Linked DNA regions of Mus musculus: region 2 is linked to region 1. Evidence: chromatin loops called from intact Hi-C (ENCODE). Cell type or tissue: heart. All regions are shown on one strand.

Region 1 (8,000 bases):
TGTGTGTCTGCCTTCAGGTATCTTGTCGTTTTGCCATTCACAGCAGCCGCTGATGACCGCAGAAGAGTCGGGTCTCTTGGAATAATAACTTTTTCTAAGCATACACTTCCTGTGAGAAAGCAGCTTAAGACAAAGAGACGTGTCTTGTGATAATACATCTTATCTGGAATTTTCTTCTTCACAGGAAGAGGTAACTTTTAATATATTAGGATTTTTTGTTGGTAGTGGTAGTTTTTAGGTTTTTTTTTTTTTTAACCAAATAAAAAAGCCTGGGTTGTATCCCCAGCACTGCCAAAACAAAGCCTTTTCAAGTCATCAGGCCACAGGAGTGCTGAGCTCGAGGAGAAGACACACCCCTAGGTCTCAAGGTTGGGCAGTGAGTCAGGGCTACGAGTTCCTTGGCCGTGTAGACCGCACAGACTTCCAGGGCAGCCCAAATCACATACTGAGTTCTGTTAAGGGGAAAGGAAGGGTGCCTGGTCTAGGACTTTTTTTTTTTTTCCTGGCCTCACTAAATGTGTATTTTGGAGAATGGCATTGTCTGCTGTGTATCAGTCCATGTGCTTCCGTGGGTCTTTGTTTTAAATATTGTCCTCAGTTTACAGAGTTGTGTTATTATGCCAAGAACTGCAGAACATGCCGTCTTCACCATCATGGACCTTTGGAATCATGCTCAAGAAACATTTTCTGTGTATGTTTAATGTTTAACAGTTTCCCAGAAGCTAACGGAAAGTCTTCCAGCACAGAGAGCCTCAGGTTTCTGTGCATTAGGAACAACGGAGTTGATTTGTACTGCGTACAAATCCTAGCTGTAGATAAGCCCTGGGGACCGGAGTTGATTTGTACTGCGTACAAATCCTAGCTGTAGATAAGCCCTGGGGACCGGGGTGGTTTGAATAGGTAGGTGGGTGGGGTATGATAAGTGGCTGGTGTCAGTAGGAATGAGGGACAGAGTGGGAGTATGGTGAATCAAGGCGTGTTTATATACGTGAATAAACTCTCTACTATTAGAACCATACAGGCTGATAAGCAGTTTTTTACACCCTGAAGACTTTCATCTAGTTGAAAATTCCTAAGGAAAACACACTGATGCCCTGGAGCAAGCACAGTGACCACAATGACAGACACTAGGCAGCACTGTCTTTTTGTTGCCAATGGAACTGAATGTAGTTTTTAATCCTATGTCAAATGGCTAGACTTAAACTCTTTGCTAAAAAACGATAAGGACCCTCTGTTCTCACTTATGTCTTGCATACTAGAGCCCATGAAGAAAGTGGGCCTCTGCATATGTGGAAGTGCTGGTCTGTTCTGCTTGCAAACCCACAGCTCCAATGCAGCAAAATTCCAAGTCCCTTGTCAACTAATGGAGGGGGGTGGGGGGCGGGAAAAAAAACAGGCATGGGGGACTGTTCGGGCGCCGTGGGACGGTCAAGGGGGTCTGCAAGAGAGAGAGTGGGGACTGAATGGCAAGAGACTCGAAGAATGGAGACAAAACAGGCTGTCTGATCAAGTTGTTATCAGAGTGTGTTCAGCCGTGGTGGGCTTCCTGCAGAAACATCATGCTAGGAAAAGCAAGTCTCTCGTCGGGGTGGAAAAGGACCACCCGCAAGTAAGTAGCCAGAAATGGCTGCAGAGCTGATAGCCGCTTTCTGCTCAGAGTCGGCTCCCAACAGGAGACTGGAGAGACTCTATTCCCAGCGCCCACATGACAGCCCACAAGCATCTATAACTCCAGTTCCAGGAGATGGATGGCCTTTCCTGGCTCCACGGGTACCTGTTATACAAGTGGTACACAGACAGACGTGCAGGCACAACAGCCATGCAGACCAGGCTGGCCTTGAACTCAGGGATCTCTGTCTCCTTAAAGGCTTGTGCCATCCAGCTTGGCCCTACACATAAAGTTTTAAAAATAGAAGCTAGGTGCAACTATGTGGAAACCCTTAAACCCAGTACTGTGTGGGATAGAGAGGCAGGAGGATTCCCCAGGGCTTGATGGGTCCAGCCCAGTTTCTGTGAGAGGTCTCTCCGGAACAAGGCTGCATGACAGAGGACACCTACTGGCTTCCTCTAATTCTGCATGCAGTGTATATATATACATACATGTCTAAATAAAACAGAAAGCATTAAGGTAATGGGAAGGAGTCAGGTGTGGCTGTACACGCCTTTAATCAACGCCCTCAGAGGCCAAGGAATGTGGATCTTTGAATTAGAAGCCCTCCTAATCTATATACAGAATTCTAGACCTACTCGGGGTTGCCTAGTGAGACTGCTGCTATCTGATGCTTGCAGGCCGCCTGGTCTGGGTTGGAAAGAGAAGACAGCCTATTTGTTGAGGGTCAGGTTAGTTATCTGCAGCCTTGGGCCTGCCTGTGTGCATCTGGATGGTGTGTGTGTGTGTTCTGTGCTATCTCAGTAGTAATGACAGTATAAAGAAACCATTCTCTGAATACCACCTTTCCTAAGCTTCAGTCTTTAACCTCTTAAGACTTGCTGTGTTGCTGGGCGTGGTGGCACACGCTTTTAATCCCAGCACTCAGGGAGGCAGAGGCAGGCGGATTTCTGAGTTCGAGGCCAGCCTGGTCTACAAAGTGAGTTCCAGGACAGCCAGGGCTACACAGAGAAACCCTGTCTCGAGAAACCAAAAAAAAAAAAAAAAAAAAAAGACTTGCTATGTTAAAATCACTAATACCTTAACATTTGTTTCAGAACAACCTTAGTCGCTGAAAGCACAGTAAATTCACTTGTTTTGAGACGGGCCTCCCGCAGCCAAGGCTGGCCTGGATATGTAACCGAGATTGATACACTCTTCCTGCCTTTACCTCCAGAGCACCTGGCTTATAGCTGGGAGGCACAACACCCAGCTAAATGTTTAACTTTTAAGGTTTCCCTTTTCCAACCTAATATTCTGTACCTAGCGTGCGCTCTCCGTTTCCTGTTTCTTCAGTTAGAAATCAGGTCTACATTCATTGCGGGGACAGGAGTGGGTGGGTCTTACCAGTCACCCTGGGAGACATAGAATCAGTCTGAGATCTTCTAGGACTCCCTGTGGCAATGGCGGGCCTCCTGATCTGTCTCTGGCTGGAGCTGAAGAGCCAAGCCAACCCCCACAGCCTGTACATCTTAGAGAATTATGGAGAGACTTGTTGACCACAACCATAAGAGTCAAAAGATAAAAGTTCATGCAGATAGTGTTTCCCTTGCACCTACGTCTCTACCACAAGCACGGCTGATTCTCGCAGAGGCCAGAAGAGGGCATTCCACACCCTGGAACTAGAGTTACAGAGGGCTTGGGAGCCACCATGTGGATCCTGGGGAAAGAACCAAGTCCTCTTCAAGAGCAGCAAGGGCTCTTAACTGCTGAGCCGTCTCCAGCCCTCAGAATATATAACAAAAATGTGGGAGGGAGAAAAAGAAAAAAGACTAACGTTGGGTTTTGTTTGAAACATTCATATTTGCTCGTGTCTACTCTAAAAGTTTAAGTGAGCCAGTTTCTCATTATTGCCTTGTAGTCAGGGCAGGTCCTGTGTCATCTCATCTGTGGAACTCGAGCAAAGTTGAAGATTCTTATATCATTTGATCCAAGGGACAGAGATGGTGAGATGGCTGGTTGTGCCTCATTCCAACTCTTTTGTTTGTTTGTTTTGGTTTTCAAGACAGGGTTTCTTTGTGTACCCTTGGTTGTCCTGGAACTCACTCTGTAGACCAGGCTGGCCTCGAACTCAGAAATCCACCTGCCTCTGTCTCTCAAGTGCTGGGATTAAAGGCGTGCGCCACCACCGGCCAGCTCATTCCAATTCTTAAACATCCCAGGCTGGCTGTGGATGTTCAGAATCACCGGAGTTTCGAGAAGAGCCTGGGCAGACCAGTGGCTGCTGAAGCAGCTACCAGGCTGCGGGCTGCCTGTTCCGGGTTGGGAAGGAGAGCCCCATTGAGTAAGGGTGCCTATAGCTGTCACTTGCAATTTTGGGCGCATCCCTGAGCAACTGGGTGTCGTGTTCGGTTTTCTTTGTTTTTAGTAATTTTAAAATTTTTTACATAAACATTTTAAAACATTTGATTGTGGATTTCTTTTTTTATATAAAGATTTATATATTTACTATTATATCTAAGTACACTGTAGCTATCTTCAGACACACCAGAAGAGGGCATCAGATCTCATTAAGGATGGTTGTGAGCCACCATGTGGTTCCTGGGACTTGAACTCAGGACCTTCGGAAGAGCAGTCGGTGCTCTTAACCACTGAGCCATCTCTCCAGCCTTGATTGTGAACTTCACACCATGCATCCCAACCCCACTCATCTCCCCATCCCTCCATATCTAACCCCTGCCCTTGCAATCTCCCCACCAAAAGGAAACAAAACATAGAAGATCTCACCGTGGAAGCTGCGGTGTGTCACAGTGTGTCACACGCTATACCTTTCTGTCCACACATCTTTACTTGCAGATGTTCATTGCCGTGAGTCACTGGTCTGTTTCTCCACCTCTGGCTTCTGCTTCGCTATCAATGCTGGATCCTTACTGGGGCTTCTCCCAGATATCCTGTTGTTGCTCTGTGACATGGAGGTCCTACTGCTTTGGATCTGCAGGTCCGGCCACTTCATGAGCCCCAGACGTTCATAGATGAGGTGGATGTTGGGTTGGGTCAACTCAAAGCCCTGATGATCTGGACCTGGGTGGTTACTGAGTTGGTCAGCCCACCAGCTCTCCCCTGCATATCAGACATTTACATTACAATTCATAACAGTTGCAAAATTACAGTTATGAAATAGCAATGAAAATAGTGTTATGGTTGGAGGTCACAGCATGAGGAACTGTATTAAAGGGTCACAGCGTTAGCAAGGCTGAGAACCGCCGGGTTAGGGAAAGCCTACTGTGGTGGAGCTCTAGGCTCCTGTAACGTGGGATAGAGCTGCATGTGGAGACTGTAGGTTCCAGCCTGACCTGACCAAAGCCATCTTGAGTCATACCTTCTCTGACTGTCACCAAGTAATCCTGGTCTGCCCCTCCCACTGCACGTTTTTCTGGCATACTGTGCACAGCCAGCCGTCAGACTGGAATGTGGCTCTTCATGAGCAGACCGCACCAGGAATGCACGTGCCCTCTTTTGATGTTGACTCCAGATAAGCTGTGTATACTCTGGCTTTGATAAAAATCAATTTCGTCCTGACTAGTACGTCCTAACCATACTTCTGTTGGCAACAAAGTACAATCTGTGCAATCCTGTCACCATCTGCCCTTGCCTCCCATGGTGCCTTGGGACCTGTCCCATGCACCAGGCCCATGTTCTTTGAGAATCCACACACCACACATCTGCAGGTGTGGGCGAGGAACTTTAAGGGCTGGGGTTTCCGCAGTCCTGCTTTATCCTGCTTAGACTAGAGAACTCTTCAACCACATACAGAGCCATTCTTTGAATTCATAAGGAACAGCATGAGGCAGACATCCAGTGCTTGAACTTAGTACTCCTCTCAGGGACAGCAAGCCTGAGACTCATCACCAGTAGTTCGATGGGGCTCTGGAATGCTGGGGCCCCAGCAGCTCCGGTCCTGGAACTTTGCAAAGGAGCAAGGGACTGGAGAAAGGCCAGACACACATACAGTAAAGCCAGAGTCAGGTGGGAGTTCTCTAAACCTGTGCAACCCAGAACCTGTGTGTTTATTACATATGGGACAAGAAGAGGGGTCTCTCTAGGTGAGCGGTCTCAGGCCGTAAACATCCAGGAAAAGCTTTGTGTTCCCTTGAGCCCAGGCCACGTGGGAAAGGGCCTGGATCTGAGCCTTAGAGGCCTGAGTTTGCCATGCCCAAGTCAACCGCAGAATTCACTCTGGACCTTTCTCGTGGTTCACACGCTCACAGTTCATACTCTCCAGGTTCACACTCTCAGGGCTTCCTCTGCTTCCCACACTGAACCTGGCCAAGGCCTCCTCCTCCCCTGCCACTGGCCTTTGTGGCTCTGGAGAAGCCCTACAAGGCCACCACCATGAGGTTCTCCAATGTCATCACATCCTTCATCCCCACCTAACACTGACCTCCCCTGCTGGAAATGTACACAGCCTGCTGGGTTTCCAAACCTTTTTCTATAGCGATTTTCCTACCCAAGAAGTTGGTGAATCAAACTGTATTAGTCAGGGTTCTCTAGAGTCACAGAACTTATGGATAATTTCTAAATAGTAAAGGAATTTATTGATGACTTACAGTCGGCAGCCCAATTCCCAACAATGGTTCAGTCGCAGCTGTGAATGGAAGTCCAAGGATCTAGCAGTTACTCAGTCTCACGCAGCAAGCAGGCGAAGGAGCAAGAGCAAGAGCTAGACTCCCTTCTTCCAATGTCCTTATATTGTCTCCAGCAAAAGGTGTAGCCCAGATTAAAGGTGTGTTCCACCACACCTTTAATCCCAGATGAAAGGCATAGCCCAGATTAAAGGTGTGTTCCTTAACTCGGAGATTCAATCTTCTGGAATCCATAGCCACTATGGCTCAAGATCTTCAAACCAAGATCCAGATAAGGATCTCCAAGCCTCCAGATAAGGGTCACTGGTGAGCCTTCCAATTCCGGATTGTAGTTCATTCCAAATATTGTCAAGTTGACAACCAGGAATAGCCACTACACAAACCAAGTCACAATCCCTATTTCACATTTTACAAAAGTTTTTTTTTTTTTGGGGGGGGGGGGAAGAGGAGGGGGGAGGGGAAAGGGGGTGCCAGCGCTTTCTTTACCATTAAGCTGTATCCTTAGTCCCTCCATTTTGTGCGTTTTGAAACGGAATCTAGTCAAGATCCCCGGGCTAGCCACATTAGAGTCCTTCTCCAGTTTCCGAGTTGTTGAGATTCCAGACACACACCACATCTGACACAAAGTAGTCTTTTTATAGGTATACAAAAGGTTAGAAGTGGAAACGCTGGTCCTCCTCACACACTTCAGGAGGACTGGCCCACCCACGTGGAGCGACAGCCATGTTTGGAGCCCAAGATATGTGGATTCAGGAGCCTCTTGATTGGCTCAGCCTGGCCTTATTTGCTCCGTTTAAATTGGGTCTTTACATTAGGGGATTTGAATTCATTCCCAGGCTTCTTTTCTTAGCTACCTTGGAGTTTAATGAAAGAACACAGAGTCAAGAGAACAAAAAAAAGACTGGGTCACTACATATAGCTCATTCATCCAGAGGCTACTGTAAGCTCCCTATGTCCAAACCAAGCAACCGATCTTCCCCCAGACCCACTCCGCCACGTGGTGTTACCCCCTGCTCACAGGCATCATCATGGAGTCATGATTGACATTGCTTTCTCTTGCCTTTCTAATCAGAAATGAAATTTGGCCAACTCTTCGAAACATTCAGAACCCACCTGGAAAACATGGAATAAGAGCCTAGTGAGAAGGCTGGAGAGATGGCTCAATGGTTAGGAGCCCTGGCTAATCTTCCAGAGGACCAGGGTTCAATTCCCAGCACACTCAATGACCACTCACAACCGCCTGTAACTCCAGCTCCAAGGGTTCTGGCCTTCACACAGACACGTAGAGGCAAAACACCAATGTACAGAAACTAAAAATAAATCAAAGAAGAGCCTAAAGCTATTTAAACATACAATAACCAGAACTATATGTTCATATTAATTTTAAAACAAAATTTTCTTTTTAAAAAATTTTTAATTTTAATTTTTATTTTATATGAGCACATGTAGCTGTGACACCAGGAGAGGGCATCAGATCCCATTACAGATGGTTGTGAGCCACCATGTGGTTGCTGGGATTTGAACTCAGGACCTCTGGAAGAGCAGTCGGTGCTCTTAACCACTGAGCCATCTCTCCAGCCGGAGATTTTTTTTTTAAAAGATTTATTTATTTATTTATTATATGTAAATACACTGTTGCTGTTTTTCAGATACACCAGAAGAGGGCATCATTTCCCATTACAGATGGTTGTGAGCCACCATGTGGTTGCTGGGATTTGAACTCAGGACCTACAGAAGAGCAGTTGGTGCTCTTAACCGCTAGACCAACT
Region 2 (8,000 bases), 640 kb before region 1:
TGAAAATATAGAACGCTGCCTGTGAAGTGTTCCAGCCAATGAAATCAAACCTGTTTCTGTATAAAACTGGGTATCTATTTGGGCAATGGTGGCATGCACCATTCTAGCACTTGGGAGGCAGAGACAGGTGAATTTCTGAGTTTAAGGCCAGCCAGGTCTACACAGAGAGAGTTTCAGGATGACAGGACTACACAAAGAAACTGTGTCTCAAAAAAATAATTAAAATTTAAAAATAATAAATCTACACATCTAATCATGAAAAACAAAAATGTTAAATGATGAGCTAGAACGCCTGGTCTCAGATTGGCAAAATGATTCAATGCAAGTCAATGAAGATGATAAAATGGAATCTTTTTTCTTTGATTTATCATGAAGATGAAGAAAGAGGGATATAAAAAGAGAACAGGAAGCATATGTAAGAATAGAGAGCAGACTGGTACGTTTAAATTAAACTCCATTAGTAAACCCTTTAGACGAGAGTAGTCTGGGGCCATGAGATGGCTCAGAAGGTAAGAGTGCTTGCCGTATGAGCCTAAGACCTGAGTTCAAGCCCCAGAACCCACACGGAAAAAAAGTGATTCTTGAAGTTCATCCTTGACCTCAACATAGCACGTATCCCCTTCCTCTTTCATTTCAGATGTGAATGGCTTAACCACAGTGCTGGAGAGGATGTCAAGGCAATATCTTAGAAAACACAGTTTAAACAGATGCTGCCTAAGAGAACCCAGCTTCAACCATAGATGAAAACAGATGTGTCATACTGATTGTGAGTTTCTTAAAAGCTGGAGTGAATCTATTAGTATCAAAAGTAGGATATAGGGCTGGCAAGATGGCTCAGTGGTTAAGAGCACCGACTGCTCTTCCAAAGGTCCCGAGTTCAAATCCCAACAACCACATGGTGGCTCACAACCATCCGTAACGAAATCTGATGCCCTCTTCTGGAGTATCTGAGGACAGCTACAGTGTACTCACATATAATAAATAAATAGATCTTTAAAAAAAAGTAGGATATAGAGGAAAAAAATAACATTAAAATAACGAAGGTAAATTTTAGTTGAGGAGATGTGACACTCATTTGTATATGTCCCTAACAACATTATTTCTACATACAATGAGTGAAAACCTGCTACACTCTCAGAGCTAATGGAGGGAATACCGCATGAGAGGAGCCCATAGCTGATACAATTAAAAGAGGGGGGAAAAAAGAAATAAAGATGTGAAAAAAATTTTTACTTATTTATTTTATGTATATGAGTACACTGTAACTGTCTTCATACACACCAGAAAAGGGCATCAGATCCCATTACAGATGGTTGTGAGCCACCATGTGGTTGTTGGGCATTGAACTCAGGACCTCTGGAAGAGCATCGGTGCTCTTAACCGCTGAGCTATCTCTCCAGCCCCCATGAAAATGTTTTTAAAGTTACAACTAGAGCTAATGGCGCACACCTTTAATCCCAGCACTTGGGAGGCAGAGGCAGGCGGATTTCTGAGTTCGAGGCCAGCCTGGTCTACAGAGTGAGTTCCAGGACAGCTAGGACTGCACGGAGATGTACTTAACCCAACAGCAAAGGCCACCGCCCTTTCTTCTTTGTCATGCATCTCTCAATGAAGCAAAGATCAGCAAAGACTCCAGACCAAGAAGCATTGTAAAGTTAGCTAGGCAAGGCTCTGTCACTGTTCTTTGAGTCCTACTCATTCTCCCTCCAAATATCATGTGCCCTCCACGGGTCTTGTCTCAGCACACAAGTCTGTCTCAGCTGACATCACTCTGCCAATCACCTGATTCCACAGAAGCGGCAAGAAGCCGCAGGAACCTTACAAGAAGTTTTTCAGTATGTTTTTCTCTATGGAGTCCTGACAAATGGACCTCAAGAATGCAATGTAAGGCGAACCAGTGTGTGTGTGTCTGTGTGTGTCTGTGTGTGTCTGTGTGTGTGTGTGCGCGCGCGCGTGTCTCCTTAGCAACGAATCCTTCATCACCCATCCTTTCACATGCTTGCTTTAGCAGAACATCCTCTCTTCTGTATCCGCTTCAGGAAAACACTCCTTCACATGTCTGCCCCAGCAAAACACCATCTGACACAACTGACTTTCCAAAGAAACCAGAAATTTCCACTTCACTTTGTAACAATGTATTTGCCAGGCTAACTCCCTTACCCCTATGCACTGTTCATATATATTCCTCTCTGGACAACACACCTAGCAACTGCAAGACTACTCAGCTGCCAGCCGGCCACAGAATACCTGTCTGTCCCTCTCTGAGTGGTTTTTATTCAAATGAATTCCCTCTTTATTCAAATAGGAAGGATAGAAAGGGTGATGGGAGTCTGAACTGGCTTTGGATGCCCACAAAATAAGGCACAACTGTCCTCAGGCTAACCTTTAGGGAGACTCCCCTATTGACAGCCTTGTGTCCACGTATATAATTAAAATCAGATGCATTATGGGAAAGAACATATGTAGTAAAAAACTGATCACATGACCTAATCTATCAGTCAAAACAAAGCGCCACCCTCGCTCTGTCCCCTAGCAACCAAACTCCTCTTCGATGCCATAAAGAGAAACCCCAAAAGATAATCAAGGCCCCTGAAGATCTTCAGTCACGTGGCCTGCCGTCCCTACAGCAGATTCTGATCTTTTCTACTGGTTTGCTTTAGGTAAAAGTTCCTCACTGCTTCAAAGTCTGTATGGGCTTTTATTTCATTCTAGAATAAAATGTCAAGGACACGATATGCTGATATCATCGTCTGAATTGAAAATAAAATAATAAATTAAAATGTATTTTCATCTTTATTAAGTCATCCGTTTTGATCCATTCTGGTCCCCATGACAAACTGTCGATGGCAATAAAAACTCAACATGGTCAAAAAATATTTAAAATCGCATACGCTAGAAAAATGTCTATAAAAATATAGACATAATGCTACCTAGCGGAACCCAGAGGAGGAGGGAGGGATGCAAAGAGGCAAGGGAGGAGCCATGAGCGGATAGCCTCAGCATACACTGACGTTTTATGAAAATGCCCTTATCCATACGAAAGTGTAAAAATAAAAACATCAATTCTTCCTATTAGCTTCAAAGCATGGAGTCAAAATAAAATCCCACTGGCTTGCAGCATCTGTTGGGATATTGGTTCTTGACAAGGTTTTTTGGACCGGGGCAGAGCAGAAGGCCAAATGTTTGGTGTTGACATGGCTTCAAGAGTGAAGCGTACAGGTTAAGGAACCGGTCTGTATGGTTCTTTTCTGTTACCTACGTTAAGTGTTGAGAACAGGACAGGCTGGGCAGCAGTGTGGACGCAGCCCTATCTGCTGACGGTAACACCGCCCTACTGTGGTCCTAGAATCCTAGACAGAGTGCAGCCCATTTATTGTCCCCGCTTCTTGGTCGTGGAAAGAAGATTCTGCCAGGTTCTTCAATATGCATGAAGGATCTTTGGAACTCAGACGGAGCGGAATGGTGTGTGCTGGGAATCCCGGCACCCAGGAGGTAAGAGCGACAGGGTCAGTTCACATCTACCCTTAGCTATATGGCACGCTGGAGAACGACCTGTGCTGACGGAAATCCTGGCCAGGGGAGAGGGGTTCTCGGTATCTTACCTGTTTTGTCCGGAATTTTTCACACCTACTCCAAACCACAGAACTTTGCTAAGACTCCTGCCTGTGCGCGTTAACTCTTCCTTATGTGACAAGTGTCTATGAAGTTAAGTTGCCGCCTCCTTCTTTCCCTACAGCCCTATGAACACACACACACACATACACACACACTCACACTCACACACACCTCAAAGGACAAATTCTACATTTTCCTCATGTTTCCTACAACAAACCTAGTGGTAGAGCCAACAAGGACAAATGCAGAAAGAATAATGTTTCTATATATTTGCTGTTTCTATACTGTTTATAAACATATCGTGTGTAGAGTATACAGCATATACTGTTTGTTTTACCCCTATGTAGCTGTTTTTATCAAGGAAACATTAAATTAATGCCACATTCTATGTCTTATAAAATCTCTCTGATACTCTCTGACCCGAATAAAAATAAGAATTTCTTGTACAGAAAATGCTCAATAAAATTTATGTTTAACTGCTACCAAGTTTTCTGTCAAATAATATAAACTTATGATCAGAGGGAAATTAAACAGGTAGCCAGAGTCTAATTTTCCACCGCAATGCCTGAGGAGGCAATACAAATATCAGTCCGATGCTGTGACGTTCTACTTCCCGGGGAAATTGCTTTATACCAGAGCGCTGGCCATGGTTTGTGGAACAAATTTACCGAAGCAGGCTTGAGGTGGAAGGAGATTGGTCGGTGCTATGCTAGTATGTGGCCACAAGAGGGCGCAAGCCACTAAACTGCAACACTATTCAGCATACCACTGCCCCACCTTGTGGGTGGAGCTAGACCAACAAAAGCTCCAAAACTGACAGAGGAGATGCATCGGAACAGAAACTGAAGATTCCTGCATGAGAAGAAAATATTGAGGACATGTTCCAAATTCCCATTTTAAACGACCCAGAGCAGCTATCTTTCTGGCAACTCTCCAAGGGTCCTCCACAGGGCTCACCTCTTCCCCTCCATGTTAAATTCTTCCTTCTCTTTGGATTTCTGGGTGACATAAATTTCTCTTGTTGGGAATGGCAATCCCATAATAAACTGGTGATCAGTGAAACGTACATTCGTATAATGATTAACTTATATGTAAGAAGTCGTAAGAATGTGGCTGTATAGGATAAATACGGAATAAGCCAAATTTAAGTGATAAACTTTCCGTCCTTTCAGGCAAGGGAGCTAACCCAGAGCCTCCTCTCCTCTATGTTCCACAGAGAGGCATTAGTTTGTAGTTTTCCTTATTACTTATCCCACCTTGATAAAAAAAACAAAAAACAAAAAAACAAAAAACAAGAATTTGTGCAGGGGAGAGAGACCGCAGTCCAAGTCTCTCTACCAAACGTGAAAATTAAACACAAGCTAAGAAGAGGTAAGTATGTTAATTTGCTGAAATTTCTTTACGATCCAAACACCCACTCGGAAGCACCTGGGCACTAAGCCTTGGAATTCTTATCGTGAGCATTTTAGACCATAAGAATGGACATCCTATGCTGGGTGGTGCTGGCGAAAGTCTTTATCTCAGCACTCAGTAGCCAGAGGCCTGGGGGTTTCGGAGTTCGAGGCCAGCCTGGTCTACAGATCTAGTTCCAGGACAGTCAGGGCCACACAGAAAAAAAACCCAGCATCACTGCCAGCGTATAGGTCCTGAGCACGTGACAAGGGCGGCTCCCAGGCTGTGGCTGCGCACTCACTCCAGCCGAAGGGTAAAGGCTGACACAGCATTGTTGGAGCACAGATCCTGGCTTTGTGTCCCTCTCCCACCACCAAGCCCTTATCCCTGTGGATGTTTTAATCAGAACTCCGACACTCTTGTCCTCCATTCTTTATTGTTCAATGTGACAATAACCAGATAGAGGCATCAGATCATCTAGGTATGAAATAAGACACACCCTCCTTGTTATATAGTTAATTATAAATGCTAGATACACACACTGGCTGGTTCTGTGTGTCAACTTGACACAAGCTAGAGTCATTAAAGAGAAAGAACCCTCAGTTGAGAAAATATCTCCATAAGATCCGGCTGTAAGGCATTTTCTTAATTTGTGACTAATAGGGGAAGGCCCAGCCTATTGTGGGTGAGGCCATTCCTGGGCTGGTGGCCCTGGGTTCTATAAGAAAGCAGGCTGAGTATGCCAGGGGAAGCAAGCCAATAAGCAGCACCCTCCATGGCCTCTTCATCAGACCCTGCCGCCAGGTTCCTGCCCTGACTTCCTCCAATGATGGACAATGAACTGAAAGTATAAGCTGAATAAACCCTTTCCTCCCTAACTTGCTTTTGGGTCAGGGTGTTCCATCAGAGCAATAGAAAACCTAGGACAAGACATATATAAGTAAAAGGTGATCCTAAGGTGAGTGTGGCCACACAGTAATCCCAGCACTGATGTCCTCCCTCCACCTCCCCCTCTCCCTCCTTCTCCCTCCCCCTCCTTCCCATCTCCCTCCTCCTGCCTCCTCGTCCCTCCCTCTCCCTCCCACCTCCCTCCTCCTCCTTCCTCCTCTTCCTCTCCCTCTCCACAGACCACCCTAGTCGGGTATGGGGGTCCCTGTGACGAGGGTTCTTGAAGCTAGGTGGGTAAGGATTCGGTGGTAACAAACAATAACAAACACAGAGGCAGTTTGAATCTGAGTGTATTTTGCAGCTCTCAAGCAGGGGATTTTATACATTAAAAAAAGCAAACATTACATCTCTTAGAAACTATATCCAGTGAGACAATCACAAATACCAACAAAAATCATTTGGCACAGTAAAGCACAAAAATCATCCAAGCATTACAACTCTGAAACTATGTATTCAGTGAATCACAAACAGAACAGGGAACATCATTTATATAAGTCAAAATATAACAATTCTAAAAGGATGGATGCAGTGGGAACTGTCATCCAAGGCTAGTGGCATATTTCCAAGAGCAGGTTAATAAAGCTTTATGGTCAATTACTGTTTAACATCTAACACCTGATTTTTTTGTAAATCTTAAATGAGTAAATTTAAACTATTTTAATTTTTTATTTAAGGATTCCTTTACCATAAAGGCCCACCTCTGATGACACACATGTAGCCATATGAAATTTTATTATGGAGAAAGTTTTTATCTCTCATAATGCTATTATATAACTTTACAAATGATTTATAAAGTGTTGGTTTCCCAGGGATAAGGTCATGTTAGTGACCCCATCTCAAGGGATGGTTTCTTACACATTGTACTGGCTGGTTTGGTGTGTCAACTTGACACAACTGGAGTTATCACAGAGAAAGGAACTTCAGTTGAGAAAATGCCTCCATGAGATCCAGCTGTAAGGCATTTTCTCAATTAGTGATCAAGGGGGAAAGGTCCCTTGTGGGTGGTGCCATCTCTGGGCTGGTAGTCTTGGTTCTATAAGAGAGCAGGCTGAGCAAGCCAGGGGAAGCAAGCCAGTAAAGAACATCCCTCCATGGCCTCTGCAGCAGCTCCTGCTTTCTGACCTGCTTGAGTTCCAGTCCTGACTTCCTTGGTGATGAACAGCAATATGGAAGTGTAAGCCAAATAAACCCTTTCCTCCCCAGGTTGTTTCTTGGTCATGATGTTTGTGCATGAATAGAAACCCTGACTAAGACACAAATTGGTACCAGCATAGTGGGGTATTCCTGTGATAACCTGACCAAGTTTTGGGAAGCACTGTGGAAAGACTTTGGAACTTTGGGACAGAAGATCCATTCGGTGTTAAGAGCTCTGTCGAATATTGTGTAGGAGCTTGGAAGATAATGTTGAGAACAGTGCTGAAGATGGAGGTCTGGCTTGTGAAATTTCAGAGGGAAGATTTTTTTTTAGGGCTATTGCTATTTTGATTGTGAAGATTTTGTGGTTCTGGTTAGCTGGGGCTGAAGAATCAGCTGTGATTAACAAGATACCAGAACTACTAAAACAAAAACTTTGCATTACTAGGACCATTGATGCTGGTTAGCTGGAGCTAAGAAATTAGTGATTAAGAAGAGACCAGCATCATTGAGGTGACATCTTCTGGGAAGTGTTTTTTGAAAGCACAAAGAGGCTGTGTTTCAGAGATAGCCAAGGGTATACTCCTGCTGCAGTGGGACTTGGTAATGTGTAAGGGTCACCTAGGTGGTACTGGTTTTGAAGGCATGAGGGGGTCACACAGAGCAGCTGAGGCTCAGCACTGTGAGAGGCCATGGAAGGCCATTGGTGAAGGTGCAGCCTCAGTTGCAATTGACGGCCCAGGACTGAAGGGGTCATGCAGTGTTTTGGAGATGCCAGTACCATGAGATGACCACTAAGAGCAGCAGCAGCAGTGGAGTACAGGCATCTGGAGCCTAGAGGATGACGCGTGTGCTACAAAGGGCATGGCTGGAGAAGTGATCCAAGCCCTTGGAGGAGCCCAGAAGATCGT

The links. A loop is a pair of places that touch in the nucleus more often than their neighbours do. Peaks named below come from ENCODE experiments on the same cell type or tissue, not always from the same donor. Only the 100,000 strongest peaks of a DNase experiment are listed, where the experiment ranks them.
Region 2: it touches region 1 in a loop (14-fold over the local background); 2 of 42 quality-filtered maps call a loop at or near these places.

Annotation. Positions count from the first base shown.
Region 1 is chr10:117,726,694-117,734,693 of GRCm38, reverse strand. Slc35e3 (solute carrier family 35, member E3) reads left to right here. Exons shown (of 5, transcript NM_029875.2): 5 at 1-1,016. Among named protein-coding and RNA genes, the nearest start is that of Slc35e3, 16 kb to the left of the region's middle. In heart, CTCF peaks have their summits at 3,253 (motif pointing right) and 7,849 (motif pointing right); no DNase peak of the experiment used is centred here; H3K27ac peaks cover 1,089 bases.
Region 2 is chr10:118,366,994-118,374,993 of GRCm38, reverse strand. No RefSeq gene overlaps it. Among named protein-coding and RNA genes, the nearest start is that of Ifng, 70 kb to the left of the region's middle. In heart, a CTCF peak has its summit at 4,345 (motif pointing right); a DNase peak (open chromatin) is centred at 4,363.